Regions from separate parts of the Homo sapiens genome. Here regions 2 and 3 are each linked to region 1. A link is a loop called in an ENCODE intact Hi-C map of the cell type or tissue named here. Cell type or tissue: Caco-2. All regions are shown on one strand. Each heading gives the region's core, and the rest is flanking DNA. Links, peaks and the distances in the headings are about the cores only.

Region 1 (6,946 bases), core at 1,058-6,057:
AACCATCCTTCCATCTCAGCCTCCTGAATAGCTGGGACTACAGCTGTGCGCCACCACGCCCAGCTAATTTTTTTTGTATTTTTGGTAGAGATGGGGTTTTCCCATGTTGCCCAGGCTGGTCTCAAACTCCTGGCCTTAAGTGATCCTCTCGCCTTGGCCTCCCAAAGACCAAGGATTACAGGCACACCTGGGATTACACTGTTCAACCACTGGCTCAAGAAAAGCAGAAAGTCTTCTCAATGGCTCAAAATTCATTTTATGTTCAATGACAGGCCTTCTGCAAATTGAGACTCTGAGCTCGTTAGGGTAGTGACTGTAATTCTTCCTAGACACAGAAGGCCAACAGGGTGATTGTCACAACAGCACTGAGCAAAAGCCATTACATATTAGTAGCCAATGAGAATCAAGATTCAGGACCCTGCAGAGGAGAGCACTCTCATATGCCAGCAAGCAGAGTGGTGGAAGGGGAGCTTGGGTGCATGCTCATCCATTACAGCCAGTGGGAGGCTCTGAAGTCTAAGTAAGATGAAGACGCACTGCTGTACTGGTTGGCACCTAGGCAGTAAGTAACAATTCACTAGATAAAATTTTAGGTGGAACTACAGATTTGAAAAGTTCTGGGATGCAATATAATATCTATGGGAGCATTGCTATTAACATGAAAAGTCAGTATCTTGAAAACAAGTAGGGTCCCCTCCCCTGGAATATTGAAGAGATATGAAGACTGTATCTTCAAGTACCTGAGGGGAGACCTAATACAACGAGTTCTGTGACTTTCTGCCAGACCCGGTGCAGGGAATCCATGAACTGGTCAGGCCTCCTGCTCTGCTTGGGGACCCATAGCCAGAAAATGTGCTTTAGGTTCTAATACAGTCAGAATTACATTAATTATTTGGTTTACTGAAAACTCAGGCCAGGTGCAGTGGTTTACATCTGTAATCCCAACGCTTTGGGAAGCTGAGGCTGGAGGATTGCTTGAGCCCAGGAGTTGAAGACTAGCCTGGGCAACATAGGGAGACCCCCGTCTCTATAAAAAATAAAAAATTAGCTGGGCATGGTGGTGTGCACCTGTAGTTCCAGCTCCTCGGGAAGCTGAGGTGGGAGCATCCCTTGATCCCGATCCCAGGAGGTTGAGGCTGCAGTGAGCTATAATCACACCACTGCACTCCAACCTGGGTTGGAGACTCTGGAAAATAAAAATATAAAGAGAGAGAGAGAGAGAGAAAGAAAGAAAGATAGATTAAAAAAGAAAGAAAGAAAGAAAGAAAGAAAGAAAGAAAGAAAGAAAGAAAGAAAGAAAGAAAGAAAGAAAAAACTTAAGCAAGAGGGAGACAGGTCATTACCATAGCCTTTTTTTTTTTTTTTTTTTAAATCTGGGACAGAGTCTCCCTCCGACTCCCAGGCTGGAGTGCAGTGGTGTGATCTCAGCTTACTGCAATCTTTGCCTCCCGAGTCAAGCAATTCTCCTGCCACAGACTCCCAAGTAGCTGGGATGTCTTGCTCTGTCGCCCAGGCTGGAGTGCAATGGCACAATCTCAGCTCATTTCAACCTCCGCCTACCGGGTTCAAGCAGTTCTCCTGCCTTAGCCTCCCAAGTAGCTGGGATGACAGGCATGCAACACCAAATCTGGCTAAATTTTGTATTTTTAGTAGAGACAGGGTTTCTCCATGTTGGCCAGGCTGGTCTCGAACTCCCGACCTCAGGCGATCTGCCCACCTCAGCCTCCCAAAGTGCTGGGATTACAGGCTTGAGCCACCGTGCTGGTCCCTGTCATAACTATTAAAACAAAAAACAAAAAACAGCTACTCAAGATACTTGATAGCTTTTTGTTGAGCAAAGGAAAAATGAAAACTCTATTGATGATGGCATTTATAAATAAGAATGTCTGAAGATTATTTTATGAACTGACATTATTTTTTCTTCCCATCCCTTCTTCCCAAAGAACTGCCCTTTATGACTCCAGGGAATGCCCTCAAACAAGAGTGCTAGCAGAAACCTAGAGGCAAACTGTCTTAGGTTCCAAAAGATAGCCTGACTGGTAAAAGAAATTGAAAACAGGTGTTTTCATTTGCTTTGTATTAAAAGAATTGAAAGGCCGGGCACGATGGCTCATGCCTGTAATCCCAGCACTTTGGGAGGCTGAGGCGGGCAGATCACAAGGTCAGGAGATGGAGACCATCCTGGCTAACACGATGATACCCTCTCTCTACTAAAAATACAAAAAATTAGCCAGGCGTGGTGGCAGGCACCTGTAATCCCAGCTACTCGGGAGGCTGAGGCAGGAGAACTGCTTGAACCCAGGAGGCGGAGGTTGCAATGAGCTGAGATCGTGCCATTGCACTCCAGCCTGGGCGACAGAGCAAGACTCCATCTCAAAAATAAAAATAAAAAAAGGAAACTATCTCAGAGGAAATTTGCCATTTATGAGAAAAGTAGAGCGTAGTTAAAATGAATCTTCTGAGTTATGGGGAAGAACAGTATCTCCATCTCTTATGTTTCCAGATGCAGCAACTTCAGGTAGGTGAGTGGCTTTCTACCTCACTGCACATTGGTTCCCTGGGTGGCTTTGAACTGTGAGATTGGCTGAGAATCACTGAGTATCTCCCTGTTCCTCATTCGCCCCTCCCCAGGGAAATAGGAGTGAGCAGTCAGACATGTGAGTTAGTAAGAACAGACTGAGCTCAGCCCTTCCTCCACCTTTCTAGACCTGTGTGTTACAGGGAGTGGATCTGCTTCCTATGACCCTGCCTTTGCTGAGAAGCCTGTGTTGTTCAGCTGTGCCAGCAACCAGGCGGGGATGTCTGGGGAAAGTGTGAGCCTGCCCACTTGGCCACATCTTCCAGTTGACTTTATTAAGGTGATATTTTGATGCTCACTTATCCTGACTCCTGTATTTCTCTCAATTGATTCTGAATTCAAGAGGAAGAAAGATACTCTGAATTCAAGAGGAAGAAAGATACTCTGAATTCAAGAGGAAGAAAGAAAGATAAATATATTAGCCCACCAAGGAAGGAATTTTTGGCTGGTCTAAACTTTTGCCCCAGACCCAGGGACCCTGGGGATATGACCTTAGATTTACCTTCTTGCCACTCTGCTCCCCAGAATGTATTGATACAAGATAAACTTGGAATGTTAGCAGGTCAGATTGCCCCTGGCTTACAGAAGCATTCATTGTGAAACCCCTGATTGATGAGTTGCAGCTGCCCTGTTAGGCATGTGATTTAGCACTTTCTCCCAGAGGCTATGCAGCAAGCATGGACTACACATAGGTAGAGAATGGAAAGGGTGGCTGCCCAGAGGTCAAGTCTTCTGCACACGCTTCAGCCTCACCTCTTGCAGCTGAGCATGCTGTGTGGTGGAGGGGCATGGAAGCTGCACCCAGCATTGCCAGACATCAGAAGGTCTCTGCTGTTTAGCTGTGTGCATTGTTTACCGTGTACCTTTTAAGGCTAAGTAAACTGTGACTTGTGAGTCTTTTTTTTAAAAATCAATTTTGATCTTAGGACTAACAGATATTGAGTAACATGTATAGCAAATAGTCCACTAAATTCCTACACCTGAGTCCTGCCCTTCAATAATTGGATTATTAAAGTTGTTTGTTCAATCACTTACTTGTAGTCAATTCTGTAGGTTAGCTCACCTGTCACTCATTCCAACTCTTATTTCAATTTTCCTTCCTTCTTTAGAGAAGGAGGAAAGCTAAAAACTTCCCTTCTCAGATTTCCTTGTAGCTAGGGGTGGTCCCATGACTCAATTCTGGCTAACAAAATGTAAGCTGAATTTTGCTGGTACTGCCTCTTCCATTTCTTTTTTCCTGCCTGGAACCGGTGAGGATGCCTGAGGCTCAGCAGTCATTGCTAAGCATGGTAGTGATCAGGACACTAGGGGTCAGTTTCCTTGCTGGCATTGTTGAGGCCATCACAATCAGCCTTGAGCTTCCCGTTCCCAGATTTCCTGCTATAGGAGACAGAGAGATCCCTTACTTGTTTAAGCGGTCAAGTGCAATTCTAACGGATATATTTATAAATTCAATTTCCACGTGTGGTAGGAAGAATAAAGGTCCCCTAAACATGTTCGTGTCCTAATCCTTGTGACCTGCAAATATGTTAACTTACATGGCAAGAGGGATTTTGCAGGTGTGACTAAATTAAGGCCCTCAAGGTAGGAAGAGTATCCTTGATCCTCCAGGCAGGCTCAAGGTAATTGTAAAGGTCCTTACAACTGAAAGAGGGAGGACGAAGGGGTTGTCAGAGAAAGAGATATGACAACAGAAGTAGGGTCAGAGAAACGTTTGTTGCTCGCTTTGAAGAAGGAGAAAAGGGGCTGTGAGCCAAGGAATGTGGGTAACCTCTAGAAGCTGGAAAAAGAAAGGAAACAGATTCTTCCCTAGAGCCTCAAGAAGGAATTCAGCTCTTCCAGTATCTTGGTTTTTAGTCTAGTGAGACCTGTGTCAGATTTCTAATATACTGAATCATAAGATGATAAATTTGTATTGTGTTAAGTGACTAAATTTGTGGTAATTTGTTACAGCGGAAGAGAAAATTAATACACTATATTATGACCTTTTAATATAAAATTATGATAGGTCAAAAGAAATTAAAATTTTCAGTGCAAGATTCCTCTAGTTTTTAAAATCAAGACCAAGCAAAAAAAGATGGAACTTTTTTTTTTTTTTTTTTTTTTTGAGATGGAGTCTCACTCTGTTGCCCAGGCTGGAGTGCAGTGGTGCTATCTCAGCTCACTGCAAGCTCCACCTCCCGGGTTCACGCCATTCTCCTGCCTCAGCCTCCCAAGTAGCTGGGACTACAGGCGCCTACCACCACACCTGGCTAATTTTTTTGTGTTTTTAGTAGAGATGGGGTTTCACTGTGTTAGCCAGGATGGTCTCGATCTCCTGACCTCATGATCCGCCCACCTTGGCCTCCCAAAGTGCTGGGATTATAGGCGTGAGCCACCGCGACCGGCCTTCGTTTTTAGAATTTAAAAAAAATCCCCACAAACCTAGAAAAAGACTGATTTTTTTTTTTTTTAAACAGAGTCTCACTCTGTCACCTAGGCTGGAGTACAGTGGCGTGATCTGGGCTCACTGCAACCTCCGCCTCCTGGGTTCAAGCGATTCTCCTGCTTCAGCCTCCCGAGTTGCTGGGACTACAGGCATGTACCACCATGCCCAGGTAATTTTAGTATTTTTTGGTAGAGACGGGGTTTCACCATGTTGGCCAGGCTGGTTTTGAACTCGTGACCTCAGGTGATCCACCCGCCACAGCCTCCCAAAGTACTGGGATTACAGGTGTGAGCCACTGTGCCCAGCCGAGACTGAAATTTTTATAGCATGGTACCAACTAAACACCAATGCTTGTTTTAAACCTGTTGTAATTGATCAGTGATAGCTCCTTCAGCAAACACATCTAGGTAACAGAAAATGAACTTCTGTAACCCATGCTTTTATGACTGATTTTCCAAACTACTCCTGCCTCAGTAACCAATACACCCCATAACAAACCCTTCCCATAAAGCCTATATGTTTTTTGAGACGGAGTCTCGCTCTGTTGCCCAGGCTGGAGTGCAGTGGTGCAATCTCGGCTCACTGCAAGCTCTACCTCCTGGGTTCACGCCATTCTCCTGCCTCAGCCTCCTGAGTAGCTGGGACTACAGGTGCCCGCCACCAGACTCAGTTAATTTTTTTGTATTTTTAGTAGAGATGGGGTTTCACCGTGTTAGCCAGGATGGTATCGATCTCCTGACCTCATGATCCACCTGCCTCAGCCTCCCAAAGTGCTGGGATTACAGGCATGAGCCACCATACCCAGCCAAAGCCTGTATTTTCTTTGTTCAACAAGACTAATCAGCATAGCTTTGGGTTGGTGATCTCATCCTTTGATATACTGTATATTTTTCCTAAACAAAGGGAGACTTCATTTAACAAGGGTCAAGGCAAATACAGAATATCTAGTAGATAAAAGCAGAGTACCAAGTTTTGTACTATTCAATGAAGGGAGGTAGGAAAGTGGTATATGATAATTTGTTTTAATTATGTGAAGAAATAACTTTATGTATTGGTTTGAAACTCTTGATTTTTTCCTATGTTTTTATTTGAAAAACAAAAATGCTAAAAATGAATAAAATCCTTCATGATCCCACCATCTTCATATTTGAAATATTTAAAAAAGTAAAAGTCTTCCCCTTGTCTCCTTTCTAGCAATCCCATCCAACAGATGTAATTGCTATTAATAATTCTAGCCAGGCGTGGTGGCACACACCTGTAGTCCCAGCTACTGAGGAGGCTGAGGCAGGAGAATTGCTTAAACCCAGAAGGTGGAGGCTGCAGGGAGCTGACATTGCACCACTGCACCCCAGCCTGGTCGACAGAGTGAGACCCTGTCTCAAAAAAATAAAATAAAAATAAAAAGTTGTGTGTATCCTTTCAGATGTATACTTAGGCACGGGGTGTTATAATAAATCTATTTTAACCAACTGCCATAGTTGCTGGGGCCTTTAGAACCTATTTTATGTAATTGGATATAGTTTAGTAACTTCAGCATGCTTGTGAGCTTCTTGAGAACAGCAGCCAGGATACACTAATCTCTGTATAACAGATAATATTAAATAATAGGTTTCCAGCAAATACTGACTAATTGAATTAAGAATTAGGAATTTCTCTAATAAGATCCCACTTAATCTCTGGTATAAGAATACAATTTGTGGTCCTAAAGAGATGTGGGTTCAGATACTGGATCCAACTGTAGTAGCCTCTCTGGCATCTGAATGTTTAAAGTTCTGGGACAGCCTTGCTCAAAGAATAGTCAGCTGGTGGTCTATCAAGTAGTCAAGAGAGTTTGGCCATTTCAGAGGAAAAAAATAAAGAAGTATAATAATTTTGTTCAAATACATTTTATCAATGTGAAATTAAGATTAAGAATTATTTTTGGCTGGGTGCGGTGGCTC
Region 2 (6,946 bases), core at 1,003-6,002, 500 kb before region 1:
TAGTGGATACTATTTCTGAAAAATATATTGCTTTATTATTTTCAAGATGACTTCCTACAAATTCTTCAGAACTGATTCTGGAGCTAATGGTAGCAATAGCTGCTCACATTTTGAATATTCATTGCCTTTTAAATAACTTTCATAAGTAGAAAACCTGGTTACTGAAACAGAGCAATATCTGTGACCCTGACTATCAAAATGTGTTTCCAGAATCTTTCCTGTTCTGTATTCCATGACTGTGAGTACAATAGGGTAACTAATATAGAATTTCAGTTCTGATGTTCTTATTAAAGTTACAGACTTCGAGGTATTGATCTGTCTTAAGTTGGCTGCCACGCTGATTTTCTACAATCATATTAGAAGTCTAGAAAACTCAAAGATGTGTTTTTAAGTAACTATATGTTAAATGTGATCAATTTTTTTCTACCTCTTACAATCTACATTAAAGTGTCGAAAAGAACTCTTCTTACCAAGGTCCCCCACGAAACCCTGCCTTCAAGCCTAAAAGAGCCTGAAGGCTGAAGAACTGGACTGCTGGTCCCGGATAAAGCCTGCCCTTTCTCAGCTGATTCTCTCTGAATAATGCCCACCTGCACACTGGGGGAAGAGGGTGGAGCCAAGAGAAGTTTACGCTTGTTCAGCGGGGAGGAGCCTGGCCTCTTCAGTTCCTGTGTGGTGGCCTGGTGTTCAGTCTGTGAGGTGGAGGGCCTGTTGGCAAGACTCCCTCTCGCTTTGCTGAGAGTTCTTTTTCCTTTTTCCTTTTCACCCAATAAATTCTGCCCCTCACCCTTCTATGTGTCCCTGAGCCTAATCTTTTCCGGTTGTGTGACAAGAACCCGGTTTTAGCTGAACTAAGGAGAAAGTTCTGCAACAATGATAAGGATGAAATGGACTAGCTAGTGATTTCTACTATGTTATTTAAAGTCTGAAACTGCCTTGAGGCACCCTCTACTAGCTGATCATTATTACTGAAATTTAGACACCGCTTGGTACGTGGTTTAATCATCCAGTTTCAGCAATGTGACGGGGGTATAATGGCTTTTCTGTACACTTGTATCTTGGCTTCCCTGAAAACAGATATCATGCATGCATCTTGGTGGTTCACACCCAAACACAGAGCACATCCAGTGAGCCTGAGGAAAGGCGCTGCTTGCAGGAGTCTCAGCCCCCTCTGTGTCTGCTGGTACTTGCTTTCTCCCGCTGTACCTTATCCTCCAGTTTATACTCTACCAGTATACCCTTTGGAATCTTGTGAGTCTTTTCAATGATCTGACTCTGTGTCACTACTCCAATTTCAGTAAAAGCAAACAAAAACAGAAATCGAGGCTATGAGAGTAGAGTGCAATAATGATGAATTCTGGCAGCCACCCAGGAAGACACCATTGAAAAGACAAGGTCCTGCCTCCCTTACGTCTTGCACACTCATGATGCTGAGCCTGTCAGTGACCAAAAATCAGACTACACAAGTCAGCCAAAAGTGAAACAGAGGTGTCAAGCATATGAACTGCATCTGAAAGTTTTTGCCTTCCTAAGAATATTCTTAGGCCTCTTCTTCACACACTCCAGAGCAATGAGAAACATTTGGAATTGAATTTTCCTATAAACTATATCTTTGCAGATAGACTTTTAAAACCAAATAAAGTCCTGTGGGTTTTTCTTTTCTTTCTTTTATACGAACATAACAACTGCTTCACTGTCATTACTTATTTTCCAATCTAAACCCTCCACAAGAGTCTAGAACACCATGTGACTCAAAATAAACTTTTCAATCAATTACAAGGCCATTGAAATGGAAAATCTTGATTTTTAAAAATGTTTTAATATGTTTCCTTAACCACATTGTGGCAGGCCAGGTCTCACTAGTAGCTGAGATTACAGGTGCACGTCACCACGCCCAGCTAACTTTTTGGTATTTTTAGTAGAGACAGGGTTTCACCATGTTGGCCAGACTGGAATAAACAAGTTTTATTGTCAGTCTGAAGAAATTCCCCAGGCCTCCACACACAAGTTTATTGGAGGTCTGAAGGAACTCCCCAAACCTCTGTGATTTAGCAGGAGACAAGATAAGGGTAATCACCCTAGCACCTGGACCCATTTAGATTAAGTAAATTTACTGAGGCTCCAGAGAAAGGTCTTCAGGACTCAGATCTTAGTTATAGATTAAAAGAAGTTAATCACTTATGTCTTTAGATGAATGCACACTTATATGTAGACATACAGCTTGGAAGGTTTATAAGCTCTGGAAAACTTTGTAATTTTGAGTTGGTGTGGTGACAATTTCTAGGCCTTCTCCCTGTAACCAAATGCAAAAATAAAACCTCTCTTCCCCAGTTTGTCTGCATCTCATTATTGGGCCAGGAGAAGTAGCAGCCTGACCCTCAGTTTTGTCCAGGAGCAACATGTATATGATTTATACATTGAAAAGAAATTTCTCAGTCATAAAAGAAATAGTGAAAGAACATTATGATTTAACAATATATAACTAATATGTAATATTAGTGGTTGGGAATTAAATATGGCATAAGTAGTTAAATAAAAAGTAACTTGTAGTACATGTTTTACTACAATAATGGGTAAACTGAGGCCCAGAGAGATTAAGGAAACAGGTAGATCATAGAGCTAAGAAATGAGAGATGTAGGTTTTGACCCAGGAACCCTTAAGTATGAGCTCCTTTCACTAAGACACCTTGACATTGTCTCTTGGCTTCAGGCAGTAAGTAAAAGAAAAACAGATGGAAAGGAAACAATAAAATATGCAAAGAGAAAATGAAGAATTCTCTGAAAATTATCAACTTTAAATCGAGATCCAGGCAATAGGATTAAAATACTGAGCACAAAGTTTGAGGAGGGTCACCCAGGAGGACTCCAAAAAGATGGGGTTAGTGCTCTGAAGCAGCGAGGTTTGAGGATTGTTTATACAGGCACGGTATGGGGAAGCTTAACAGGATGACAGCATTTTCCACACAAGGTTAGTGCACAGTCGCAGCAATCTGACTGGTTTTAGGCAGTGATTCCTTGGGGGAAGGGAGTATTTAACATTCCACATTAAGGATGTAATAATCAAGGGATCTTTTATCTCAAGTGCTATCTGGTCTGGGCCAGGAACAATAAAATAGGAAGGAAGTTAATCTATAACAAAAGGTCAGTAATTAAGGTCATGGTCTGTCACTCCCCACTCAGTCTCCCAGTCAACCTTCTTCAGGGCCTAACATCTTTCAGAAGCCCCAAATAGACGAACTGTGCATTTTCTTTCACAAAATCAAAGAGATAAGCGCCTCATTTTGGGGGCCTCCAAACTGGGGAGAGGGCTGGAAGCACTGTGGAAACAGAACTAAGGGGCCATAGCCTCCAGCTCTGAGCGAAGTCTCATCTGGTTCAAAGAAAGGACACTAATTCAGGGAGAAAATGGAGTGTTTGTAGGATGAGAACATGCTTTCTTTCCTTGGAGACTAAGTTCCACATAGGGGCTCCAAGTCTGGCTCCCTTCCCCCAGCCCTGGGAAAGAATTTTGGAAAGTGTGAGCATCTTCTTTTGGTGCCTAATTGCCTGGGGGTCATACAGCCTGGAGCTGCTCTGTTGAGGACAGCGCATGGTGGCTTCCGGCTGGCCAGCGGCTGCTCTCTATGTTGTTCCTTGAAGACCCCACTGAACACACTTCACACACAGGGTCCCTTTCAGTTTGCAGAGAAGAGAAGCCTTTATACGGAGCAAGGTCCCATCAGAAGGCCTTTCAAAGATATACAAAGGCCAATGATGTATTTTTGCCTGCCCTGAATTTCAATTAGCATCTTAGGCAATAAACCTGAAAATGACTAATTGAGAAAATGTCTGTGTTTAGTTTGTGGGTCAAGGCCAATGAAATATTATAAAATACATATTCAGAATCAATACCAGCCAAATGAATTCAGTGTGTATGGGTGGTGTTTCACTTTTTAAAAAATCTTATCATAGTTTTACGTAAAAACTTGTAATAATTGCCTTTTTGTCTTACCTGTTTAACATTTTAGTGACTTGAATAATGAGATTAAAACAAGTTCTTATTCACCATTTAATTAATCAAAGTATGTGTGAGATATCTTTAATTCTTCAGTGGTACCTCACTTAATCAGTTCCACCCATAACAAACTTTTTCTTCTTTTACTTGTTTTTATTAGGACCTGGTGTCTACAACAACGAAACTTTTATACTTTCAGTAAAGCTAACATTCTCCAGAAAAAATGAAACTGATCGACTTTTAAAATGTGAATTTTCCAGTAAGCCAAGACTGCTTTTTGTAAAGAATCAGCTATAATACGAATATAGTACCATTAGATTCAGATTTTGGAGATACATCTTATTATATTATTTTATTACTATTCATATACCATATTAAAATGTTTTCTTCATCATTATTTTAGTCTCTCTCATTAACAGATAGAGAAGATAAAACTAAATAATAATAATTTTTTTTTTTTTTTTTAGAGGGAGTCTGGCTTTGTCGCTCAGGCTGGAGAGCAGTGGTGCCATCTTGGCTCACTGCAACATCCGCCTCCTGGGTTCAGCAATTCTCCTGCCTCGGCCTCCCGAGTAGCTGGGACTATAGGTACGTGCCACCACGCCTGGCTAATTTTTTTATTGTTAGTAGAGATGGGGTTTTGCTACGTTGGCCAGGCTGGGCCCAAACTCATGTGATCTGTCTACCTCGGCCTTCCAAAGTGCTGGGATTACAAGCGTGAGCCACCCTGCTCAGCCCGATATGATAATTGTGAATGATCATATGTGTGGGACCCGAGATATTACCAGGCCAAAACAAACCAATTTTAAGCAAACATAAAATTAAGCCATATTTTAAAAACTGAAAGCAACAATTTTAGCATATATTCCTAATGGGTGATCGACCAGTGTCTCAGCCATCAGGTTTATAATGGCATCAGAAAGCAAGTTATAACCCAGAGAACTTAAAATTTCATCTATAAAACTGTTGGGAATACTACAATGATTCCTTAAATATTTACCTATCTTTTTGATTTTAGCATTTCTTACTAAAATCATTTCTCTAATTCTCTTCCTTTTGGATAAAAGCAAATTTGCAAGTTGTTAAGTACAGACTAGTAAAAATGCTTTTTTGCATATGGAGAATTACTGTTAAAGTTCTCACTTAATAGTTCCTATACAGTACTTAGGCCTGAGGAAGAATATGCTCTAAGTTTTCACAATGTAAGAAAGTAATTCACATTAAAGAAACAAAACTCTATCATCAAAGTTTTGGAGGACAATATTCATATTACTTTAATAAAAATCACTGAAACATTTATTTTAAGTTCAAAATATTCATGTGCCTATTTCCAATATTATCTTTTAAACAAATCTATCTTTCTAACTTGTCATTCAGTATTAATATATACTACTATTTAAATCTGATGACATTAATTCTTGGGAAAATAAAAAAAAAATAATGCAGCTGTGGGCACATTATTGACAACAAAGTTTCTCAAAATGTGGTCCCAGAACCAGCAGTATCAACATCACATGGGAACTTGGAAAAAAGCAAATTCTCAAGTCCCATCCCAGACCTACAAATCAAAAACTTCAGCAATCTGTATTAAACTCCTCTGATTCACACTACAGTTTGACAAGTAGTCCAAAGAAGAAAAATCCACTTGCAACGGTTGAAGCTCATCCAGAAAACAGATGCTCATAAGTAGGTTGGCTTATGAGCTATTCAATGTCCAGAAATTAGATACAATAATAATTATTAACTTTTTGTCAATGGGTGAAAATTCCACCTTATTTTATTTTCATTTCATTTATTTATTTTTATTGTCACCCAGGCTGGAGTGCAGTGGCGCGATCTTGGCTCACTGCAACCTCCGCCTCCTGGGTTCAAGTGATTCTTCTGCCTCAGCCTCCCAAGTAGCTGGGATTACAGGCACTCACCACCTCACCTGGCTAATTTTTGTATTTTTAGTAGAGACGGGGTTTCGCCATGTTGGCTAAGCTGGTCTTGAATTCCTGACCTCAAGTGATCCACCTGCCTTGGCCTCCCAAAGCGCTAAGATTACAGGCATGAGCGACCGTGCCCAGCTCAAAATTCCATCTTATTTTTACAAGCTTCTAATTTCTTGCTTGCTGTGGCACTGACTTTTGAATGAAGTTGCTTATCCAATGATGTATTTCTTTTTTACGATGGGCAGTTGAACATGGACCAATGACGTATTTTTTATTTTGTTTTCTCCGAGAGAAGTTGCACATCTGTTCATATCTGGGGCTCAGTGTCCATAGTACCCTGATGGGCAGGAATGCAGGCACTCTCCATCCTGGCGCATCCCTTCTCTTCGAAGGAAGAAAAACAACTTCTGTTGACATTGGTTGTACTCATTGTCCTTTGAACAAGACAAACAACCCTTGCAAATGGGATGTGATACATAACTAGCTCAAACTGGACTTGTCAAACTGTCCAGCAATTAAAAATAAATAATGGTAAATAAAAATAAATAGGATAGGCTGGGTGCAGTGGCTCACACCTGTAATCCCAGTGCTTTGGGACACTGAGGTGGGAGGAAGGCCAGGAGTTTGAGGCCAGTCTGGGCTACACAGTAAGACACCATTTCTTCAAAAAAAACACTTTTTAAATTAGCCAGAAGTGATGGCCCATGCCTGTAGTCCCAGTGACTCAGGAGGCTGCGGCGGATCACTTGAGCCCAGGAGTTAGAGGGTGTAGTGAGCCATGATTGTGCCACTGCACTCCAGCCTGGGCAACAGAGTTAGACCCTGTCTCTAAAAAAACTTATTTTAAAAAGGATAGTCAGACAATGAAACAAAATAGAGAGCCTAGAAACAGATTCACTGGTAATAAAAGTTAATTAACAACAAAAATGTCATTGCAGATCAGTGGGGGAAAGATGGGTTAGAAGAAAATATACCAGAACATATTTATCACTTTGCAGCAGAGAATTTCTTAAATAAG
Region 3 (6,946 bases), core at 1,082-6,081, 81 kb before region 1:
CATAATGTAAATATTGACTTTTAAAAATAGAAGTTATATTACTTTTTCTGGCCGGGTGTGGTGGCTCACGCCTATAATCCCAGCACTTTGGGAAGCTGAGGTGACTGGATCATGAGGTCAGGAGTTGAAGACCAGCCTGGCCAATATGGTGAAACCCCGGCTCTACTAAAAATACAAAAAATTAGCCAGGCGTGGTGGCGTGTGCCTGTAGTCCCAGCTATTCGGGAGGCTGAGGCAGGAGAATCGCTTGAACCCAGAAGGCGGAGGTTGCAGTGAGCCGAGATTGTGCCATTGCACTCCAGCCTGGGCACCAGGGTAAGACTCTGTCTAAATAAATAAATAAATAAAAACAGACGTTATATTACTTCTTAAAGTGTATCTACCAAATCTAATTAGCATAGGGTTTTGGTATATTCCATCATTCATCATACAAGAGAGAAAATAACACTCTTCTTCAATAGACAGACATTTTATATAATTTATTTTATCTTTGAAAAATTTTTCATTCCTTTTCCTCACAAAATTTGATTTTAATATGTGTTCAAAAGTCTTTTATTAATCATCTTATCATATTTCTCTGAGCAAAAATGTGTCTAAGAATTGAAATTATTTTAAATTGTTTTTATTTCCTGTCATCTTAAAGTTCTTTTTTTTTTTTTTTTTGAGGCAGAGTCTCGCTCTCTTGCCCAGGCTGGAGTGCAGTGGTGTGATCTCCACTCACTGCAAGCTCCGCTTCCTGGGTTCACGCCATTCTCCTGCCTCAGCCTCCCAAGTAGCTGGGACTACAGGCACCCGCCACCATGCCCAGCTAACTTTTTGTATTTTCAGTAGAGATGGGGTTTCACAGTGTTCGCCAGGATGGTCTCGATCTCCTGACCTCGTGATCCGCCCGCCTCGGCCTCCCAAAGTGCTGGGATTACAGGCGTGAGCCACCGCACCCAGCCGATCTTAAAGTTCTAAGTGGTCAATGTTTCTTCTGGATTAAATGATCACTACAGTTATTAGTAATAAACAAACAATCACAAAAAGTAAATACACTTTTAAAAAATAATTGTTAAGCATTGTAAGAGAAACAATTCTCAGAGAATTGAAACTCTTGGTCCAGGTCCAGGGACACCTGGGAAGCTGACCCTGAATTTACTTTCTTGCAAAATTAGTTCTCAAAATGTACTAAGTTACGGTAAGTGTAGAATGTTGTGTGGACCATGCTTTTTCCACCTGAAGTGTATCTGGTTGTTGGGGCTATTTGTTGTATAACCTTTCATTGAGGTGCTACAGCTGCTCCCAAAGAATGTTATTTATGGCCGGGCGTGATGGCTCACGCCTGTAATCCCAGCAACTTGGGAGGCCGAGGCAGGCAGATCATGAGGTCATGAGTTTGAGACCATCCTGGCCAACATGGTGAAACCCCGTCTCTACTAGAAATACAAAAATTAGCTGGGCATGGTGGCATGAACTTGTAATCCCAGCTACTCAGGAGGCTGAGGCAGGAGAATTGCTTGAACTCGGGAGGTGGAGCTTGCAGTGAGCCAAGATCGGGCCATTGCACTCCATCCTGGGCAACAGAGTGAGACTCTGTCTCAAAAAAAAAAAAAGTTATTTATTAAGTTATACACACCCTGAGGAATGATATGACTAATAAGTTATAAAAAGTCAAAGAGCAGATAGTAGAAGAGCTTCCCAGTGCCAAGGTGGTCCATCTTGCTTTACCTTCATCCCTTGTAACTGAGCATGACCCATGAAATGATAAGCTTGGAAACTGTGCCTGGGATATTGCAAGGCCTTTTGCTCAAAGCAGTGCTTGCTTGGATGCTGAACTACCTGTCCTGCATCCTTTGAATAAAATAAGTAAACTGGTATTGAAACTGTGTCGTTTTGATCTGGGCGCAGTGGCTCATGCCTGTAATCCCAGCACTTTGGGAGGTTGAGGCTGGTGGATCACCTGAGGTCAGGAGATCGAGACCAGCCTGGGCAACATGGCAAAACCCTGTCTCTACTAAAAATACAAGCCAGGCATGGTGGCGGGCGCCTGTAATCCTAGCTACTTGGGAGACTGAGGCAGGAAAATTGCTTGAACCCGGGAGGTGGAGGTTGCAGTGAGCCGAGTTTGTACCATTGCGCTCCAGCCTGGGCAACAAGAGTGAAACTCCATCTCAGAAAAGAAAAAAGAAACTGCGTTGTTTTGTTAGTCTTTCCATCAATCCAGGTTTGTATCAAAAGTGGCGATTGATTCCGGTGCTTTGGGAGTGATGAAAAAGAAAAATTAAATTAAAAATAAAGTGGCAATTGATACGAAGACCTCTGACCCCGTAGAGGCAAAAAACCCTTATGTTGTAAGAAGATGAATAGGGAACAAATAATTTTGATGCCTGAAAGATTGCTTAACCATCATGTTGTTTGATATGACTCCATCCAAGAATTGCTCTTATCAGTGAAATTTAAAAAAACATTGATCTAATTCACTAAGAACTGATTAAATGGGTTGAAAAAAGAGAAGCAAGCAGTGCAGGGAAAAGCTAGAAATACTATCCCATGTTCGTTTCTTATGGCTTTTTTGGAAATGAAAGCATTGACAAAGAGAAGGGAAAGGAAAGCCAAGAGCTCTAAGCCTAGCAAAATCTGATCTTCATAGCTTCCCTAGTACCTGTGAGGGAAAGGGAGGGACAACATAGTTAAATCACACTGCCATCCCACTGAGATCCCTCCTTAATCAAACTAGCCCAGATCCCAATAGGGGCATGCAAGGCGTTACAGAGGACAAGCATTATAGTATAAAGAAGTTGAGTAATTTTGTTGAAAAATAACAGCAACTGCTTAAGAAATCCTTGTGATCTTGGATCCTTAGATAAAATGATCAGGATGCCAAAAATGTAATTGTGGATTCTGCATAATGAAGCAGTTTGCATGGAATAAGCATCTATATTATGGAAACAAATTGTATCTAATGAGTCCTTCTGTCATTCCTGAACTTAACACTAATAGCTGAGTTAGTGGGTGCTCCAATATGGAAGTAAAACATTACTGGAAATACTTATTTTAGTGAAATGGATGTCGTATGGATGCTCATGACTTTTTAATAAAATGCACAGGGTTCAGCATCAAATCCATGTAAACCTTTGGCAATGGGACCAGGCGTGGTGGCTCACGCCTGTAATCCTAGCACTTTGGGAGGCCGAGGCAGGTGAATCACCTGAGGTCAGGAGTTCGAGACCAGCCTGGCCAACATAGTGAAACTCCATCTCTACTAAAAATACAGAAAATTAGCTGGGCGTGGTGGCAGACACCTGTAATCCTATCTGCTCGGGAGCCTGAGGCAGGAGAATCACTTGAACCTGGGAGGCGGAGGTTGCTGTGAGCTGAGATCGCACCATTGCACTCCAGCCTGGGCGACAGAGCGAAACTCCATCTCAAAAACAAACAAACAAACAAACAAACAAAAAGGTTGGCAATGTTGAACTTTACCTGAGCATCATACTCCTGGAAAATAGCAATAGTTTAAAAATCCCTCCACTCTTTTGCGGTCCTGAAAATGGCTTACTGCAAAAATCCACCCTTCCCTATATGATTTAGATAAGACCAATGGATGACGACCCCCTTGTTTACCTAAGACAAAGACAACACAGGCTCTCCAAATTCCCATTATTTTATCTCATAAATGATTAGATGAACTGTTTGCACTGACCAGTCTGGACAAAATACCTGCTAATCTGACCTGACCAAACTCTAGTTAGGCTTCTCTTTTCCCCTGAGGCCCCTGAACTTTGGCCTACTGTTGAGTTTAAACAAGCATTGGAATGTGGAACAACCTCCTTAATGACCCTTCCAGAATTGGCTGACTGCAAAGAAAAATTGTCCAATGTGCCACTCTCTGATTCCATTTCCCCCATACTCTGTTCCTTCTAACCTTGTTTGCTCCAGTGGAGTATTCTTTCACAATAGCTTTCCCCCTGCCACCCCCATTACATAAGTCTTTTTGAAAAAGGCCTTTCTTTATCTAAGTATGGATTTGTTTTTATTGGACTCCTTGTAGCATAAATAGGTAGAATGGAATAGAAGGGGTTTTATTATAGTGATTTCATTCAATTATTTGAACTCTTTCTGAAGTATATGCCAAAACCCACATAGTTACTGATTATCAAAAGTTGATTTTTAATGAAATTTGGTATGTCAACTTTCTCAGCTCTCTTTCAATTTTGTTGAAAGCAAAGAATTGGGAAACATCTAACTTGCAAAAGATGCATTACTCCATCATCAGAGTCATCCACTTCCTCACTGGCCAGCACTGATATTTAGAAATGTATCTTTCCTGGAGCCCTGGAGGTTCCTCCTCCCATAAGCAATGCACCATAGTGGGTGTATATCAGTAGCAGGAGCTTGGATATAAATGGGGAGCTGGAAGAGTAGGACTGGGTAACATCTGAGAGCTAGCATGATAGAAGATCTCTTTTAAGAAAAAGCATAGACAGAAGTTGAGAATCTAGAAACTCATTTTCTAAAAACTAACTGCCAATGGTCCATTCTCTGTCTTCATCAGAGCTGCCATTTTGCTGTTGCCACTTGCTAGTGTTGAAAAAGCCTCCTGCTTCAGGTTCACTATCAGCATGAATGAAGAAAAGGTGGCCAGATTTCAGGCTCAGATCCAGAATGGTGATAAGGGTACCTTCCCTTACAGAAAGAAGATAACATATAGAATAGCAACAGCTGATGTCAAAAAGCCTCTTTTCTTTTTTAAAATAGCGGTGAGTAACTATTACTGGAATGGAATAGATAAACCTAAATAGAGGTAAAGGGGTAATCCCAGGACTCAGGCTTGCCTCTCTTATAGCATTATAATTACTCATCATGCAAAAGCCAAAACAGTGTCAGCAATGCTCCCTGGAATATTAAGGTAGCTGGGCACTGACAATGTTACAAGTTCTAGGAAGTTAGCCAAATAGTCTTTCTCGTAGCAAGTATTGAATAGCAAAACATGAAAAGTAGGAGACTAGTGGCTCTGTCCTCAATTACTGGCTTCGCGTTTCCTTTATTATTTTTTGGATTTTAAGCTTGCATACACTTACTAAATAATTGCATGTCAATCTTATCCCGTGTCCTAACTCTTCTTACTAGCACTGCAGAATTCTGTCTTTTCAGCAAGGTTGAAATTGTGAATGCCCTTTTTGTCCCTAACAACTATGTCAAGATATAATTCACATGCAATACAATTCACCCATTTCAATATATTTTGGCTAATTCGTTATTCATTTACAAATTGTGGTAAAGTATGTATAACATAAAGTTTGCCATCTTGGCTTTTTTAAGTGTATAGCTTAGTGGTATTAATGAATGATATTCACAATGTTGAGCAGCCACCACCACTATTTACTTCTGAAACTTCAACATGCCCAAAATAAACTCTAATTATTAAGCAATAACTCCCCAACCTCTGATAATCTCTAATCTACTTTTGTTACTGGAAAGGGGTCCTGATCCTGACTCCAAGAGAAGGTTCTTGGATCTCGTGCAAGAAAGAACTCAGGGCGAGTCTGTAAATTAAAGTGAGAACAATGTATTAAGAAAGTAAAGGAGTGAAAGAATGGGTACTCTATAGACAGCAGCCCCAAGGGCTGCTGGTTGCCCATTTTTATGGCTATTTCTTAATATGCTAAACAAGGGGTGGGTTATTCATGCCTCTCATTTTTAGACCATATATAATAACTTTCTGACGTTGTCATGGCATTTGTAAGTTGTCATGGCACTGGTGGGAGTGTAGCAGTGAGGATGACCAGAGGTCACTCTTGGTACCATCTTGGTTTTGGTGGGTTTTAGCTGGCTTCTTTACTATAACTTGTTTTATCAGCAAGGTCATTATGAACTGTATTTTGTGCTGACCTCCTATCTCATCCTATGAATCAGAATGCCTTAACTGTCTGGGAATGCCACCCAGTAGGTCTCAGCCTTATTTCACCCAGCCCCTTTTCAAGATGGAGTTGCTCTGGTTCCAATGCCTCTGACATTTCCCACCTTCCTTTTATAAGAGAACCCTTAATCCTAAGGGCTGCAGAGGGACAAAGATCCATTTTCTGTAACTTCTTTATGCTGAATAGGGGCAATGATATTCCTGCCTAACTATTAGGGTCTTTTGTGTTTACGGTAGAGAGGAGCTTAGTTAGAAAGCATTGGCCTGGGCGCAGTGACTCACGCCTGTAATCCCAGCACTTTGGGAGGCCGAGGTGGGCAGATCACCTGAGGTCAGGAGTTTGAGACCAACCTGGCCAACGTGGTGAAACCCCGACTCTACTAAAAATACAAAAATTAGCCAGGCGTGGTGGCGGGTGTCTGTAATCCTAGCTATTCAGGAGGAAGAGGCACGAGAATCACTTGAACCAAGGAGGCGGAGGTTGCAGTGAGTTAATATCGCTCCACTGCACTCCAGCCTGTGTGACAGAGTGAGATTTTTGTCTCAAAAAAAGAAAGAAAGAAAGAAAGCATTGGTATGTTGAGGGCCATTTATAACTTTTGAGTTCCAACAAAAGGTGATATTTGGAAGATTAATAAGTGTTTAAGAAAACATTGAGTAAGCTTATTTTGCATTGCTATACAAAGAGTACAACAGCAATATATTTCACCACACTAAAACAACATAAGCAAAATTATCCCAACTTAACTAAGTTAGAAGGCTTTCTATCAACTGGGCAAGTGTTAGAACCAAGCTGATAGGGGGTTGCTAGATGATTCCAGTATGTGCCCAGAATTAGATATTGATTCAGATTTTGACATTACCCATCCTCTCATTTCTTTTGAGCAGCAGTTAGAGATTACTGGTTGATTTACAGGAATAAGCAGAGTCAGTTTAATTTGCAGGGAAAAAAAATTTAAAGCAACTGATGAGACTAGAATTTAATAACAAGTGTACCACAGTTCTTGAAACATTAAGTTTTCTGTCTCCAGTTTCCCATTTTTATTA

Evidence for each region. A loop is a pair of places that touch in the nucleus more often than their neighbours do. Peaks named below come from ENCODE experiments on the same cell type or tissue, not always from the same donor. Only the 100,000 strongest peaks of a DNase experiment are listed, where the experiment ranks them.
Region 2: a loop joins it to region 1, with 2.5 times the contacts of the local background. A loop is called at or near these places in 1 of 110 quality-filtered maps.
Region 3: it touches region 1 in a loop (6-fold over the local background); 1 of 110 quality-filtered maps calls a loop at or near these places.

What each region holds. Positions count from the first base shown.
Region 1 is chr12:31,769,814-31,776,759 of GRCh38, reverse strand. No RefSeq gene overlaps it. Among named protein-coding and RNA genes, the nearest start is that of H3-5, 19 kb to the left of the region's middle. In Caco-2, for the core only: no CTCF peak of the experiment used is centred there; DNase peaks (open chromatin) are centred at 2,709, 3,259 and 3,869.
Region 2 is chr12:32,267,633-32,274,578 of GRCh38, reverse strand. All of the region lies in intron 2 of BICD1 (BICD cargo adaptor 1), which reads right to left. Among named protein-coding and RNA genes, the nearest start is that of FGD4, 130 kb to the left of the region's middle. RefSeq lists a silencer at 2,917-3,117. In Caco-2, for the core only: no CTCF peak of the experiment used is centred there; DNase peaks (open chromatin) are centred at 1,988, 2,978 and 3,508.
Region 3 is chr12:31,851,063-31,858,008 of GRCh38, reverse strand. No RefSeq gene overlaps it. Among named protein-coding and RNA genes, the nearest start is that of LINC02422, 33 kb to the left of the region's middle. In Caco-2, for the core only: no CTCF peak of the experiment used is centred there; a DNase peak (open chromatin) is centred at 3,758.